Regions from separate parts of the Homo sapiens genome. Here region 1 is linked to region 2. A link is a loop called in an ENCODE intact Hi-C map of the cell type or tissue named here. Cell type or tissue: endothelial cell of umbilical vein. All regions are shown on one strand.

Evidence for each region. A loop is a pair of places that touch in the nucleus more often than their neighbours do. Peaks named below come from ENCODE experiments on the same cell type or tissue, not always from the same donor. Only the 100,000 strongest peaks of a DNase experiment are listed, where the experiment ranks them.
Region 1: a loop joins it to region 2, with 6 times the contacts of the local background. A loop is called at or near these places in 85 of 110 quality-filtered maps.

Annotation. Positions count from the first base shown.
Region 1 is chr19:9,070,886-9,078,885 of GRCh38, forward strand. No RefSeq gene overlaps it. Among named protein-coding and RNA genes, the nearest start is that of MUC16, 9.1 kb to the left of the region's middle. RefSeq lists enhancers at 1-357, 3,216-4,103. In endothelial cell of umbilical vein, no CTCF peak of the experiment used is centred here; a DNase peak (open chromatin) is centred at 4,936; H3K27ac peaks cover 358 bases.
Region 2 is chr19:8,651,074-8,659,073 of GRCh38, forward strand. All of the region lies in intron 3 of NFILZ (NFIL3 like basic leucine zipper), which reads left to right. Among named protein-coding and RNA genes, the nearest start is that of NFILZ, 24 kb to the left of the region's middle. In endothelial cell of umbilical vein, a CTCF peak has its summit at 3,658 (motif pointing right); no DNase peak of the experiment used is centred here.

The DNA of each region.
Region 1 (8,000 bases), 420 kb after region 2:
TTTTTTTTGAGACAGTTTCGCTCTTGTCACCCAGGTTAGACTGCAATGGCACAGTCTCGGCTCACCTCAAACTCCACCTCCCAGATTCAAGCGATTCTCCTGCCTCAGCCTCCGGAGTAGCTGGGATTACAGGCGTGCACCACGACGCCCAGATAATTTTTGTATTTTTAGTAGAGACGGGGTTTCACCATGTTGGTCAGACTGGTCTTGAACTCCCGACCTCAGGTGACCAGCCCTCCTTGGCCTCCCAAAGTGCTGGGATTACAGGCGTGAGCCACCACACCCGGCCCTCTTTAAAGTTCTAAAATGCTTCTAACCTTTAAGCTGTCCTTGTTCATTCCTGGGCTTAGGCCAAACTAACTTTGGGAAGGAATTCAGCTGATGGTTTGACTCTGAAACAAAACTGATAACAGCCCTTTCCCTAAAAGACCCACTTCTTGCCTGGGAACCAGTCTGCCTTTGCAGGACTAACAAATTAGCTACAAGATTAGAAATTACAGTTTAGGAGTCATGCAGCCTCTGGGTCCAAGAGTCTGAACGTCCCCAGATTGCTCCCAGAGGTAGCATCACTATTGTAAAACCTAAAATCAGTGCTTGAGATAGTTTGCAGACCCTGCACTCGATGGATCAGCTGACACCACCCAGACCATCAGACCAGACCAGTCAAGATCGCACCATTGCACTCCAGCCTGGGCAACAAGAGTGAAACCCCATCTCAGAAAAAAAAAAAAAAAAAAAAAAAAAAAAAAAGAAGGAAAAGAAAGAAACTCTACACTTCCTGTCCTTATTCCTGGGAATTTATTTAACAATTTAATTTCTCACCATACCCGAGGGAAGGCACAGCCTATTGCAAAGTCATTTTGCACGAAAGCAAACTGGGGCTCAGAGAACCAGGCCTCCAGTCAGTGCTGGTGTCATGGACAACCAGGCTGAGGGCCCATGGCAGAACCTGTTTTATGACATGGCTGCTCTCCCTGAAGCCAGTGAGGCACAAAGCCTAGGGGAGTGGACAAGGGACAGGAAGGTGTGGGTTTCCATCCTGCTGTGTGACCTTGGGGAAGTCACCTAACCTCTCTGAGCCTCATTTTTCTTTCTTTTTTCTTATTTATTTATTTTGAGACAGAGTCTCGCTCTGTCGCCCAGGCCAGAGTGCAGTGGCGCAATCTCAGCTCACTGCAAGCTCCGTCTCCCAGGTTCAAGTGATTCTCCTGCCTCAGCCTCCCGAGTAGCTGGGATTACAAGCGCGTGCCACCACGCCTGGCTAATTTTTGTATTTTTAATACAGATGGGGTTTCTCCATATTGGTCAGGATGGTCTCGAACTCCTGACCTCGTGATTTGCCCACCTCAGCTTCCCAAAGTGCTGGGATTACAGGCATGAGCCACCGTGCCCAGCCTTCTTGTTTTTAGTTTTTTTTTTTTTAATGAAAAAAAAAGTATTATTATGGCCGGGCACGGTGGCTCACGCCCGTAATCCCAGCACTTTGGGAGGCCAAGGTGGGTGGATCACCTGAGGTTAGGAGTTGGAGACCAGCCTGACCAACATGGCAAAACCTCATCTCTACTATAAATACAAAAATTAGCTGGGCATGGTGTCGCATGTGTGTAATCCCACCTACTTGGGAGGCTGAGGCAGGAGAATCGCTTGAACCCGGGAGGCAGAGGTTGCAGTGAGCTGAGATTGTGCCACTGCACCCCAGCCTGGGCAACAGAGAGAGACTCTGTCTCAAAAACAAAACAAAACAAAACAAAAACCAGAAGAGATGTGTGGTGCATGTAAAATACACATGAGATGAGATTTTGAAGACTGATTTTGAAAAAAAGAATGTAAAATGTCTTGGCCATAACTTTCATCAGAATTACTTGATTTGTATTTAAATATCATGGCATTTAGTTTATGGGGGATTTTTTTGTTTTAATTTATCTTTTTTCTTTTTTTCCAGCAAATGCTTAACATCCAAAGTTTATGGTTATATGTTTGAGATGGGATCTCATTCTGTCGCCCAGGCTGGGGTGCAGTGGCTCACTGCAGCCTCTACCTCCTGGGTTCAAGCCATCCTCCCACCTCAGCCTCCCAAGTAGCTGGGACTATATAGGTATGTGCCATCACGTTTGACTAATTTTTAAATTTTTTTGTAGAAGCCGGGTGCAGTGGCAAATGCCTGTAATCCCAGCACTTTGGGAGGCCGAGGCGGGCGGATCACCTGAGGTCAGGAGTTTGAGACCAGCCTGGCCGACATGGTGAAACTCCGTCTCTACCAAAAATACAAAATTAGCTGGGGGTGGTGGCGCGCGCCTGTAATCCCAGCTACTTGGGAGGCTGAGACAGGAAAATCTCTTGAACCTGGGAGACAGAGATTGCAATGAGCCAAGATTGTGCCACTGCACTCCAGCCTGGACGACAAAGTGAGACTCTGTCTAAAAAAAAAAAAAAAAAAAAGTTTTCTGTAGACACCGAATCTCACTATATATGTTCCCCAGGATGAACTTGAAGTCCTGGGCTCAAGTGATCCTCCCATCTCAGCCTCCCAAAGTGCTGGGATTACAGGTGTGAGCCACCGCGCCCGACCCATAGATGCTTGTTAAGGGAAAATCCCAGCACTTTAGGAGGCCAAGGAGGGTGGATCACCTGAAGTCAGGAGTTCGAGACCAGCCTGGCCAATATGGTGAAACCCCATCTCTACAAAAAATACAAAAATTAGCTGGGCTTTTTGGCTGGTGCTTGCAATCCTTGAGAGGCTGAGGCAGGAGAATCACTTGCCTGTAGTCTTAGCTACTTGGGAGGCTGAGGTGGGAGGATTTGCTTGAACCCAGGAGTTCAAGGCTGCAGTCAGCTATGATAGCGCCACTGTACTTCAACCTGGGCAACAGAGGGAGACCTGGTCCCTTAAAAAAAAAAAGACATTTCTCAAGAGGGCCTTCTACCTTCCTTCCTTCCCTTTGAAAAACCTAGGAGGGAGTTACAGATGTTATTGTTCACCAGCTGTATCCTAAGGAATTCAGGTTCGTCCTAAAGGAAAATGCCTTTTCCCCTTTCCTCACCTCGTTTTAGATACTCTCTGGAGGATTTTCCTCAGATTCTCGCTGAAACCTGACTCTCTCCTGGTAATGCAAATATTCCTGGGCTCTCTATGGGAAAGCTGCGGCCCTGTGCCTGACCCCAGGGCACTGGGAGAGAAAGTCTTTCCGGGCCGCAAGGTGTCATAGGAAAGGGGTCCCAATCCAAACCCCAAGAGAGGGCTCTTGGATCTCAGGCAAGTCTGTAAAGTGAAAGCAAGTTTTTAGGAAAGTAAAGGAATAAAAGAATGGCTACTCCATAGACAGAGCAGCCCCAAGGGCTGCTGGTTGCCCATTTTTATGGTTATTTCTTGATAATATGCTAAAGAAGGGGAGGATTATTCATGCCTCACCTTTTTAGAGCATCTGGGGTAACTTCCTGGTGTCGCCATGGCATCTGTAAACTGTCATGGTGTTACTGGTAGAAGGTGTCCAGGTTCTTGGCATCCCAAACAAAGAATTGGACAAAACACACCAACAAAGCAAAAGCAAGGAAGGCAGAAGCAGGGATTTTTTTTTTTTTTTTTTTTTTTTGAGACGGAGTCTTCCTCTGTCATCCAGGCTGGAGTGCAATGGTGCAATCTTGGCTCACCGCAACCTCCGCCTCCCGGGTTCAAGTGATTCTCGTGCCTCAGCCTTCCGAGCAGCTGAGATTATAGGCATGCACCCCCATGCCCGGCTAATTTTGTATTTTTTTTTAGTAGAGTCGGGGTTTCTCCATGTTGGTTAGGCTGGTCTCGAACTCCCAACCTCAGGTGAACTCCCGACCTCAGGTGATCCGGCTGCCTCGGCCTCCCAAAGTGCTGGGATTACAGGTGTGAGCCACCGCGCCCCAGCCAGAGGCAGGGATTTATTGAGAATGAAAGCACACTCCACAGTGTGGGAGTGGGCTGGAGCATAGGGGCTCAAAGTCCCCATTACAGAATTTTTCGGAGTTTAAATACCCTTTACTTGGGGTACGCCCTATGTAAATGGAGAGGATGAAGTAAGGTTACAGTCATTGACTTGGCTTCCGCCCTTCCTGCCATAGGTGAAGTGTGAATCGACCTTATATTCTTGGCCTCCAGACCTTGTTTTCCTGACTCAGTGACACTGATGGGAGTGTAGCAGTGAGGACAACCAGAGGTCACTATTGGGGCCATCTTGGTTTTGGTGGGTTTTGACTGGCTTCTTTTTGCAACCTGTTTTATCAGCAAGGTCTTTATGACCTGCATCTTGTGCTGACCTCCTATCTCATCCTGTGACTTAGAATGCCTTAATTGTCTGGGAACACAGCCCAGCAGGTCTTGGCCTTATTTTACCCAGCCCCTACACAAGATGGAGTCACTCTGGTTTAAACATCTCTGACAAAGGCATTCAGAGAGAAAGTCTGTCCATGTGAACATTGTCTCCTAAGCTTGCCGGGTGCTCCAATCACGGCCATGGGCAGGACGTGTGACAGCTGGTCTCCCCCTCCAAGACTCCCAGACTAGCAGGCAAATCTAACATTCCAGAAACCCTTAAATAGTTCATGAATGACACCTGAAATCTGCATTCTGCTGGGGGAGGCAGGGACGTGTCTTGGCCGTGGCTGGGAAGCAAGATTTTTAAAGCTCAGGCCTGAGCTGGAAGAAAAGACTGGAGGAAGAGGGGAGGGGATGGGCAGGATTCCAACTCTCCTGGGGGAGTTCCAGGCTGGGGCAACACCGGTTTTACTTTCTGAAGCGGAGGGAGGTCTCTGTCCATCTCCTGCTGACACCCACCCCACCTGGGCCTGGCTGCTACCCGAGGGTAATTATCTGCACCCAGCCATGCACCGCACCGCCGTTCCCACTGCCCATGACTCACTCGGCCCCCCTTGCGTTCTTTGTTCTTCGCCTCCTTCCCCCACCTCCCTGCAGGCTTCACACTTTGCAGGCCTAGGTCTTAGTCATCTCTGGGAACGGCTCCAATTTTCTTACAATGATAAGTAAATGGATCATTCTTTAGCTCGGCTAGAATGTCCCCATCTTTATTCTCAGAGCAATTCCTTGCACATAGCCGCATGCCCTCATCATAGGGATTTTGCCCTGGCTGCCACCTTGCCCTCCTTCTGGTTCCCTGTTTCATTTTCGAAGGTCTTTCTTCTTTGAGACAAGGTCTCACTCTGCCCCTAGGTGAAGGGCAGTGATGCGATCATAGTTTACTGTAGCCTCCAACTCCTGGGCCCAATCGATCCTCCAACCTTGGCCTCCTGAGTAGCTGGGACTGTAGGCACCCGGCTAATTTTTAAAAATTATTTTCAGAGACAGGGTCTTGGCCGGGTGCGGTGGCTCATGCCTGTAATCTCTGTACTTTAGGAGGCCGAGGTGGGTGGATCACCTGAGGTCCGGAGTTCCAGACCAGCCTGGCCAAAATGGTGAAACCCCGTCTATATTAAAAATACAAAAAAATTAGCCAGGCGTAGTGGTGCACGCTTGTAGTCTCAGCTACTCAGGAGACTGACGCAGGAGAATCACTTGAACCCAGGAGGTGGAGGTTGCAGTGAGCCGAAATTATGCCATTGCACTCCAGCCTGGGCGACAAGAACAAAACTCCATCTCAAAAACAAAACAAACAAACAAACAAAAAAACTCAAAAGAGACAGGTTCTTGCTGTGTTGCCCAGGCTGGTCTCGAACTCCTGACCTCAAGTGATCCTACTGCATTGGCCTCCCAAAATGCTGAGATGACAGTCGTGAGCCACCACACCTGGCCTCGTTTTGAAGGTCTTGAATCAAATAATTACCTTTTCCTTGAGGTATCTGGAATATATAGATAACATAACCGGTTAGGTCAGGGGTCGATCTTTAACCAGGCCCAGGGTGCGGTGCCGGGCTGTCTGCCTATGGATTTGATTTCTGCCATTTAGTTTTTACTTCTTCTTTCTTTGGAGGCAGAAATTGGGCATAATATGAGGGGTGGTGTCCTCCCTTACTATGATTGTGCCCCTGCACTCCAGCCTGGTCAACACAGCAAGACCCTGTCTCAAAAAGAAAAGGGATCTAACATCTTTTTAAATTTACTTATTTATTCTACCTGTAGACTCTTAACACTAGAATGTCAGGGATTTTTGCATGTTGGTTCATTCACTGATCCGTTGTATTCTCAGACCTGGGGCTTGTCAAGCATGCAGGCACTGAATGAACATCTGTTAAGGAAATGCCGAGTGAGCCAAGCATGGAATTTGTAAGGCTCTTGTGTCGTTTCGAACCCCGAGAGCAAGCCAACAAACAACATGAGCTGGTGTGGAGCAACACGCTGTTTTAATGTGCACCTGGGTGCAGACGGCTGAGGCCTAAAATGGCGTCAGCCCCAAGTGAGGACGGGGCAGGGGTTTTATAGTCTCCCGTAAACAGCAAGTGTCCCAGTCTGACGTAACTGCTACATGGTACCCGGATGGCCCGTCTCTTGATCTTCAGGGGCATGTGTCTTCCGGCCAGGGTAGATGTCTTCCAGCCAGGGTACGTGTCTTCCGGCCAGGGCAGGTGTCTTCCGGCCAAGGTAGCTGTCTTCCGGCCAGGGTAGATGTCTTCCGGCCAGGGTAGATGTCTTCCGGCCAGGGTAGGTGTCTTCCGGCCAGGGTAGATGTCTTCCGGCCAGGGTAGATGTCTTCCGGCCAGGGTACGTGTCTTCCGGCCAGGGTACATGTCTTCCGGCCATCTCTCTTCCTGCTTCTGCTATCTTGCTGGCGCATGCTGCTGGGGCAAGTAGCCTTGCACCTTGGGACTGGGCCTGAGAAGGGAGGAGTTATTCATCCCCCCAAGTTTATCCTCCCAAGTTTTCAGGCCGCGGGGAGAATCTTTCAGAATTATTCTGTCAATATTGTTTCTTCCCCCTTACCCTGGCTCTCTTCTCCCAATCCTGCCCTGGTCCCCACTCTGCAGATGAGTAGACACTGTGTCCCACCTTGTCCTGTGGGTGCCTGATACTTGACTCTGTCAGTGCTTGTGGCTGCTGTAGTTTTATTTATTTTCGAGACAGAGTCTCACTCTGTCACCCAGGTTGGAGTGCAGTGGCGCTATCTCGGCTCACCGCAACCTCTGCCTCCCAGGTTCAAGCGATTCTTCTGCCTCAACCTCCCGAGTAGCTGGGATTATCTAGGCGTGCACCACCATGCCCAGCTATTGTATTTTTAGTAGAGACAGGGTTTCACCATGTTGGCCAGGCTGGTATCAAACTCCTGACCTCAGGTGATCCCCCCACCTCGGCCTACCAAAGTGCTGGGATTACAGGTGCGAGCCACTGTGCCTGGCTTGTAGTTTAATTTTTATTTATTTATTTATTTATTTATTTATTTATTTTTGGAGATGAAGTCTTGCTCTGTCACCCAGTCTGGAGTGCAGTGGCACAATCTCGGCTCACTGCAACCCCCACCTCTCAGGTTCAAGCGATTCCCCTGCCTCAGCCTCCCAAGTAGCTGGGATTACAGGCGTGCACCATCATGCCTGGTTAATTTTTGTATTTTTAGTAGAGATGGGGTTTCGCCATGTTGGCCAAGCTGGTCTTGAACTCCTGGCCTTAAGTGATCTGCCTGCCTTGGCCTCCCAAACTGCTGGGATTACAGGCGTGAGCCACTGCACCAGGCCAATTAACTTCTCCTAATCTGTAACTAAGGTCTGAGTCCTGAAGACCTTCCTCTGAGCCTCAGTAAATTTACTTAATCTAGATGGGTCCAGGTGCCAGGGATAGTTACCCTTATCTTGTCTCCTGCTAAATTTTAGAGTCTAGAGAGTTTCTTCAGACTCCCAATAAAACTTGTTTAATCCTAAACAGGTCCATTAAGAATTCCTTCATTATCTTGTCATGCTTCAAGGCCCAGGAAAGGCCTGGGCAAAACTCTTGGTGTGCTTTTGTTACGTTCCAGCCTTTGTCTAAGGGCACTGGCGCTATCATCTTTAAATATTTAACTTAACCACGCAGTCAGTGCTGAAACAGTTGTTAGAGA
Region 2 (8,000 bases):
TCAGGGTAATTGTGACGTCCATTACCCCAAACATTTATTTGTGTTAGGAACGTTTCAATTACAATTGTTTAATTATTTCAAAATATATAATAAGCTTTTTTTTTCTTAGATGGAATCTTGCTCTGTTGCCCAGGCTGGAGTGCAGTGGAGTGATCTCAGCTCACTGCAACCTCCGCCTCCCAGGTTCAAGCGATTCTCCTGCCTCAGCCTCCTGAGTAGCTGGGATTACAGGTGCCCACCACTAGGCCCAGCTAATTTTTGCATTTTTAGTAGAGACGGGGCTTCACCATGTTGGCCAGGCTAGTCTCAAACTCCTGACCTCAAGTGATCCACTCGCTTCAGCCTCCCAAAGTGCTGGGATTACCGGCGTGAGCCACTGCGCCCGACCTTCAATAAGTTATTGTTAACCATGGGTGCCCTATTGTGCTACGGAACACTAGGTATTATTTCTTCTATCTAACTTTTTTCTTTCTTTAGAGACAGGGTCTCGCTCTGTTGCTCAGGCTGGAGTGCAGTGGGGAGATCACAGCTCATTCCAGCTTTAAATTCCTGGACTCATGCGATCCTCCTACCTCAGTCTCCTGAGTAGCTGGGACCACAGGTATGTGCCACCATGCCTGGCTAATTTTTAAACTTTTAATAGAGATGGGGATCTCACGATGTTTTCCAGGCTGGTCTTGAACTCCTGGCCTCAAGTGATCCTCCCTCTGCGGCCTCCCAAAGTGCTGGGATCACAGGTGTGAACCACTGTGCCCGGCCTCTAACTATATTTTGGACCCATTAAACATTCCTTCTCCCTCTTCCTCCTCACTACCCTTCCTGGCCTCTGGTAGCCATCCTTCAACTATCTACTTTCATTTGGAGAAACAATGGTTTGGAATGGCTTGAGTGTCTCTAAACCTCATGATAGTATAATACATCTACGTCTTCCTGGATTTAGACTAGAAAGAAATAATAAAAGATGATTTAAAGATGAAAACACAGAACTTGAATGACTTCAATTCTGTACTTTGCTGTGACCACTGGGAGATTTTTTTTTTTTTTTTTGAAACGGAGTCTTGCTCTGTCGCCGAGGCTGGAGTGCGGTGGCGCGATCTCGGCTCACTGCCAGCTCCGCTTCCCAGGTTCACGCCATTCTCCTGCCTCAGGCTCCAGAGTAGCTGGGACTACAGGCGCCCGCCACCACACCCGGCTAATTTTTTTGTACTTTTAGTAGAGACGGGGTTTCACCGTGTTAGCCAGGATGGTCTCGATCTCCTGACCTAGTGATCCACTCGCCTCGGCCTCCCAAAGTGCTGGGATTACAGGCTTGAGCCACCGCTCCTGGCTGGGAGATTTTATTTGTATTGAAACCAGCGGAGCATTGCAAACCGTTAGGTGTAGATGTTTGCAAGTGTAAATTTTAGTTCATACATGAACTCTAGTGCCGAATTCGAATGATATCTTTAAAATGGCAACTTACGCTTTAAAATTTGTTCATTGTTTTCACGCTAAAGAATGAGGCAAGAAAATAAAATGTTACATCATTTTACATCAGTCTTTACACCATTGATTTAGTGACTTGCTGGAATTGCGCTGCTTGCAGATATTTCGGTTTTATTAAAGTTCCCTTAGTTATTGGACAATTATTTACATAAAATACGATTATATCAGACATTAACCAAATTTTCAGTGTCTGCATTTCTTTCTTTCTTTTTTTCCTTTCTTTCTTTTCTTTCTTTCTTTCCCTCCCTCCTTCTCTCTCTCTCTTCTTTCTCACTTTCTCTTTCTTTCTTTCCTTTTCTTTCTTTTCTTACTTTCTTCCCCCTCCTTCCTTCCTTTCTTTCCCTCCCTCCTTCTCTCTCTCTCTTCTCTCTCTCTTTCTCTCTTTCTCTCTCTTTCTTTCCCTTCCTTCCCTCCTTCCTTCCTTCCTTCCTTCCTTCCTTCCTTCCTTCCTTCCTTTCTTTCTTTCTTTCTTTCTTTCTTTCTCTCTCTCTCTCTCTCTCTCTCTCTCTCTCTCTCTCTCTCTCTTTCTTTCTTTTCTCTTTCTCAGAGTTTTGCTCTTGTTGCCCAGGCTGGAGCGCAATGGTGCGATCTTGGCTCACTGCAACCTTCGCCTCCCAATTTAAGTGATTCTCCTGCCTCAGCCTCCCAAGTAGCTGGGATTATAGGCACGCACCACCACACCCAGCTAATTTTTGCATCTTTAGTAGAGACAGGGATTCGCCATGTTGGCCAGTCTGGCCTCGAACTCCTGATCTCAGTTGATCTGCCCACCTTGGCCTCCCAAATTGCTGAGATTACAGGCATGAGCTACTGCGCCTGGCCTGCATTTATTTCATGGTTATTGTTTTATTTCATGATTATTGCTGAAGATGAGTCTATTTTATAGAGAGGAGAAATTGAAAAATGATCCCAGCTGGTGTCAAATACACCAGGAACGCTGCTCGAAATAAATGTTCAACTGCACGCATGTTTTTTCCAGCACAATTCACAATTGCAAAGATATGGAACCAACCGGTGTGGCCATCAATCAATGAGTGGATAAAGAAAACGTGGTATATATACATCATGGAATATTATTCAGCCATGAAAAGAATGAAATAATGTGTTTCGCAGCAATTTGGATGGAGCTAGGGCCATTATTCTAAGTGAAGTAATTCTGGAATGGAAAACCAAATACCGTGTGTTCTCACTTATAAGTGGGAGCTAAGCTATGAGGATGCAAACGCATAGAATGGCATCATGGATTTCAGGCCCTTGGGGTGGGAAAGGTTGGGAGGCGGATGAGGGATAAAAGGCTACATGTTGGGTACAGTGTACATTTTCAGGTGACGGGTGCTCTAAAATCTCAGACTTCACCGCTAAACAATTCATCCATGTAATCAACACCAGGCCAGGCGTGGTGGCTTACACTTGTAATCCCAGCATTTTGGGAGGCCAAGGCAGGTGGATCACCTGAGGTCAGGAGTTTGAGAACCAGCCTGGCCAGCATGGTGAAACCCTGTCTGTACTAAAAACACAAAAAAATTAGCTGAGCATGGTGGCAGGTGCCTGTAGTCCCAGCTAATCCGGAGGCTGAGGCAGGAGAATCACTTGAACCTAGGTGGTGGAGGTTGCAGTGAGCTGAGGTCGTCTCATTGCACTCCAGCCTGGGCAACAAGAGTGAAATTCTGTCTCAAAACAAACAAACAAAAACAAACAAACAAACAAACCAAAAAACCAAAAACCAAAAACAAAAACCACTTTTACCCCAAAAGCTACTGAAAAAAAAAAAAATTATGGCTGGCAGTGGTGGCTTATGCCTGTAATCCCAGCACTTTGGGAAGCCAAGGCGGGAGGATTGTTTGAGCCCAGGAGTTCGAGACCAGCCTGGGCAACATGGCGAGGTCCCATCTCTACAAACCAGAAAATTAGCCAGGCACGGTGGCACACATCTGTAATCCCAGCTACTAGGGAGGCTGAGGTGGGAAGATCACTTGAGCCCAGGAGGTCGAGGCTGCAGTGAGCTGTGTTGGCGCCACTGAACTCCAGCCTGGGTGACAGAGAAAGCGAGCCTTGCCTCAAAAAATATTTATTAAAAAATAGAATAAAAAAGAAAAATTAAAAGAAAAAGAAAAAGAAATAAATATCTGTTGAATCAACCAATGAAGGAGGGTGCAGTTCCATACAGCGCCCACCAGGTGCCGCTGCTCCCAAGCCTAGGCCGGCTCAGCGACTCTGCAGGGTGAATCTCAACCCCAGCCCCGCCTCGGGGTCGCACCTCAGGACGTCTCCTTTTCCAATCTGCAGCGTGGCTCGGCCTCCTCCCTCATCGCAAGGCTCCCACTCTGCCCCTGGAGTCCAGTCAACCCCGCAGCCACTTGCAGAAATTTTCCTATAAGCAGTTCTGACCACATTCCTCCACTTCCTGTTGGGTTCCTGGGACAGGTTCCTGCCGACTCTTACCTCTGGGCCTTTGCTGCTCCTTCTGCCTGGGATGCCCTTTCATTAGAAAACTCATATAGTACTTAGCTCCACTTCTTCCTGGGGGCATACCACTTAATTGCTCCATGCCTCAGTTTCCCCTGATGCAGAGGCTGGACAGAGAGGCTTTGTCCAAGAAAAGTTCAGGGCCAGGAATTAGACAATCTGAAAGGCAATGGGGAGCCATAGAGGGTGTTTGAGCAGGAGAGTGTCCTCAGATGTAAGGAAGGACAGAGCCTCCTTCCCTTTGCCCCTGGATCTTTCTAGAAGGGCCTTACGGGGTTGGAATGGGAGACTTTAGCTGTGGCCAGCTCAGACTCCACTTACTGGGCTCCCAGGGGCTGGACAAGCAGGTCTTCCTCCCCCTGTACCCTCCTGGTGGGGCTGTTTACTCTCCAGTGATGTCCCTGAGTCTGGGCCATCCCACAGCACCTGCTCCCTGGGCAGACACCAGGTGCGGGGACACCCCTGGAGGGAAAGCCACAAGCTTCAGGCTGGGGGCCCGGGTGTCACCTTTACGGAAGCGCCGGTGACTACCTCCACCGCGGGAGGTTCCACAAGGCTGATGAGGCTCACGTGGGACTCACCGGGGAGACAGCGTCCAGAGCAGGTGAGGACGGCATGCTGGGCTGGCCCGTTCAGGGGGCTGGAGGACATTCAGGGACCCCACACCCAGCTGCTGCCCCCTGCCTGTCTCAGGCCCTCTCTCTGACTCTGTCTCCCCATCTCTGTCCCCTCCACCCTCTCAACTCTGTCCTTTCTCTCTGGCGCTGTCTCTCTCTGGGTCTTGTTCACTGTCTTGGAGCTCTCCATGCTGTGTCTCTTTCTCTCTCTGTGTCTCCCCATGTCTCTCTCGCTGTCTCTGGCCCTCTCTCTCCCTGGGTCTCTGGTTCAGGGGGGGTCTCTGTCTCCGTTTGAGTCTCTGTCTCTCTCTGTGTCTCTGCCTGTCCCTGTCTCTGCTGCCCCATCCAAGCCCTGCTCTCAGGGTGGGGAGAACAGGTTCTACCCTCTCCGAGGTTCTCTTCCTCATTGGCTTACTCTGACCCGGTCCCTAAGGGGGACCACCAGGCACTGCCCAGGAAGGAGGAGGGAGCACCAGGCTGCAGAACCCCATGCTGCCTCCATCTGAGAAGGCCCTCCATAGCCACGTTCTCCCTACAGCCCACCTTGTGCACAAAGCCAGTGTTCTCCCTGCAGCCCACCTTCTCCCAGAAACCCTCCTGCCTTCTCCACGCAGCCCATCTTCTCTCTGAAGCCCACCTTCTCCCCACAGCCCACCTCCTCCCGCAGCGCACCTCCTCCCTGAAGCCCCCTTCTTCCTGAAGCCCACCTCTTCCCTGAAGCCCACCTTCTCCCTGAAGCCCACCTTCTCCCGCAGCCCACCTTCTCTCTGAAACCCACCTCTTTCCGCAGCCCACCTTCTCCTCGAAGCCCACCTTCTCTCTGAAGCCCACCTTCTCCCGCAGCCCACCTTCTCCCGCAGCCCACCTTCTCCTGCAGCCCACCTTCTCTCTGAAGCTCCCCTTCTCCCCGCTTGTTTTCCCACCTGGCTCCAACCTCCTGTCCTGCCTTTTTACTTCTACGGGTGCAGCCCCCGTACCTGGCCCTGCTCCCCACACAGCACAGCTGCCGCCGCCCAATGTTTCCCTGCTGCGCCCAGGCCTGTGCTAGGTGAATGGAAGAGCATGGCCTCCTTGCACTTCTGCAAAGCAGCTAATCCTGGGCCCCTATGGGTGGCAACACCTGTGTGTGTGTAGCAGGGAACTGAAGGGGGGTCTGGAGGTCTCCAAAGATGATGCCTCATGCACCAGGGAGGGTCTGGCTGTTGTGTGGCTGTAGGGGTCCTTATTCTTGGGACCTGCTCCAGGGGAGGTGGGGGAGTCCAGCTTGGCTCTGTAAATCTGGTGGTTAGGTGGGTCCAGTCACCGTGCTGAAGGTCTTTGTCCTGGGGGTTGTCTGTGGTTGGCGTTTGACTATTGAGGGGATCCAGTTGTTGTAAGGATTTGGGGTGCAGTATTCTGGGGGCTCTGCTGTTGAAAGGAGTCTTGTTCCTGTGCCTGTCTGGGGTGGTTTTGTGGAGGGGGGCGGTTTTCGCTCCGGTGGGAGGTCCAAATCTGTGGAGATTGGCGATTGCTTTTTTTTTTTGAGACGGAGTCTCACTCTGTCACCAGGCTGGAGTACAGTGGTATGATCTCGGCTCGGCTCAGCCTCCTGAGTAGCTGGGGTTACAGGCACGCGCCACCACACCCAGCTAATTTTTTTTTTGTAGAGAGGGGGGTTTCATCATGTTGGCCAGGATGGTCTCGATCTCCTGACCTCGTGATCCACCCGTCTCGGCCTCCCAAAGTGCTGGGATTACAGGCGTCAGCCACCGCGCCTGGCCTGGCGATTGCTTTTGTCTGCAGGGGGTCGTTGGGGACTCTGGCTGCTGCAGGGTCCTGTTGCTTTAAGATTGATGGTTGCGGGGACGTGACTGCTGTGAGTGACAGTTGCTAAGGGGTTGGGAGTATTTGTTGCAGGCAAGTTAGGGACACAGACCTCCAGCTGTTGTCTGCTGGAGTCTGATCGCTGTGTGTGGGATTGTAGTTAGTGGGTGAGTGACAGTCCTCTCTCACTGTAAATCTCTCTCCGTCTCTACCTCTTTCTCTGTCCCTCCACACCGTGCTTTCATTCAAAGATTTGTTGAGGAATCATTGGAATAATTACGGTGAGGCCAGTGTCTGACTGCAGCAGGTTTCTGGGGGGCTCTCAGCCCTGCTCAGACGGGGAGAGGAGGCAGGACACCCCTCATTTTCCCCACCACCTGTGATCAGCCCTGGGGGTGGGAATCACTGGCTCACATGGGCCAAAAGAGCTAGATGTTTGGGTCTCAGAGACCACACCCCATTCTGACCTTGTTCTCAAACTTCAAGGCTGAGGCTGAGGGGCTTGGTGGGTTTGGCAGGACTGGCGGTCTTGGGTGGGTGCAGGGACTCTCCCTGGCGAGGGGGGAACAGAGAGGGTTACAGGCATTGGGAGAGAGGACCAGCCATGCAGATATCTGGCAGGAGCATTCCAGGCAGAGGGCACAGCCAGCATGTGCAAAGGCCCTGAGGCAGGACAGTGCCTGGTGTGTTGAGGGAAGAGCAAGGAGGCCTGCGTGCCTGAAACAGAATGATCAAGAGGTAGCAGGATGATTTGGTGTTACAACCACCACTTCCGAGCCGGGAGCTCCTGGGCCCAAGCCTCTTTGGGGTGCACATCTTCCTAACAGGCTCAGCTGCGGGCACTTCCCCTACAGCTGGGGTTCTCCACCATGCCCTATTGATATTTGGGGCCAGGCAGTCTTTTGTCTTGGGGGGCTGCGTTGTGCATTGTAGGATATTCAGCAGCGTAAATATTTAGAGACCAGTAGGGGCACCTGGTCTCTACCCACCAGGGGCCAGTAGCACTTCCCAAGTGAGGATAACAAAAAACATTGACAACTTTCCCCTGGGTTTAGAACCATTGTCCTAAAGTTGGAAGTGGGGCCGAGAGTGGGAGGCTGCCTGGGGGGACTGGGGTGGGAGCTGCACAGGACAAGTGAGGATTTCTGGTGTGACCTTAAGTGAACAAGCTTCATTCTCCTCACCTATCAAATCAGAGTCTGGGGTGATGAGAGGATTCTATTCATTCATTCATTCATTCATTCATTCATTCAACAAGTATTTATTAAGCATCTACTATATGCCAGCCCCCACAGTGAGGATATACCACGAGGAAGAAAGACAGGCAGTGGCGTCATGAAAGAAAGAGAGACGTTAGTTGCTGGGCGCAGTGGCTCATGCCTGTATTTCCAGCTGTTCAGGAGGCTGAGGTGGGAGGATCGTTTGAGCCCAGGAGGTCGAGGCTGCAGTGAGGTATGATTGCACCACTGCACTCCAGCCTGGGTGACAGAGCAAGACCCTCTCTCTAAAAAAATTTAAAGGCTGGTTGCCGTGGCTCATGCCTGTAATCCCAGAACTTTGGGAGGCCAAGCTGGGTGGATCACCTGAGGTCAGGATTTCGAGACCGGCCTGGCCAACATGGTAAAACCC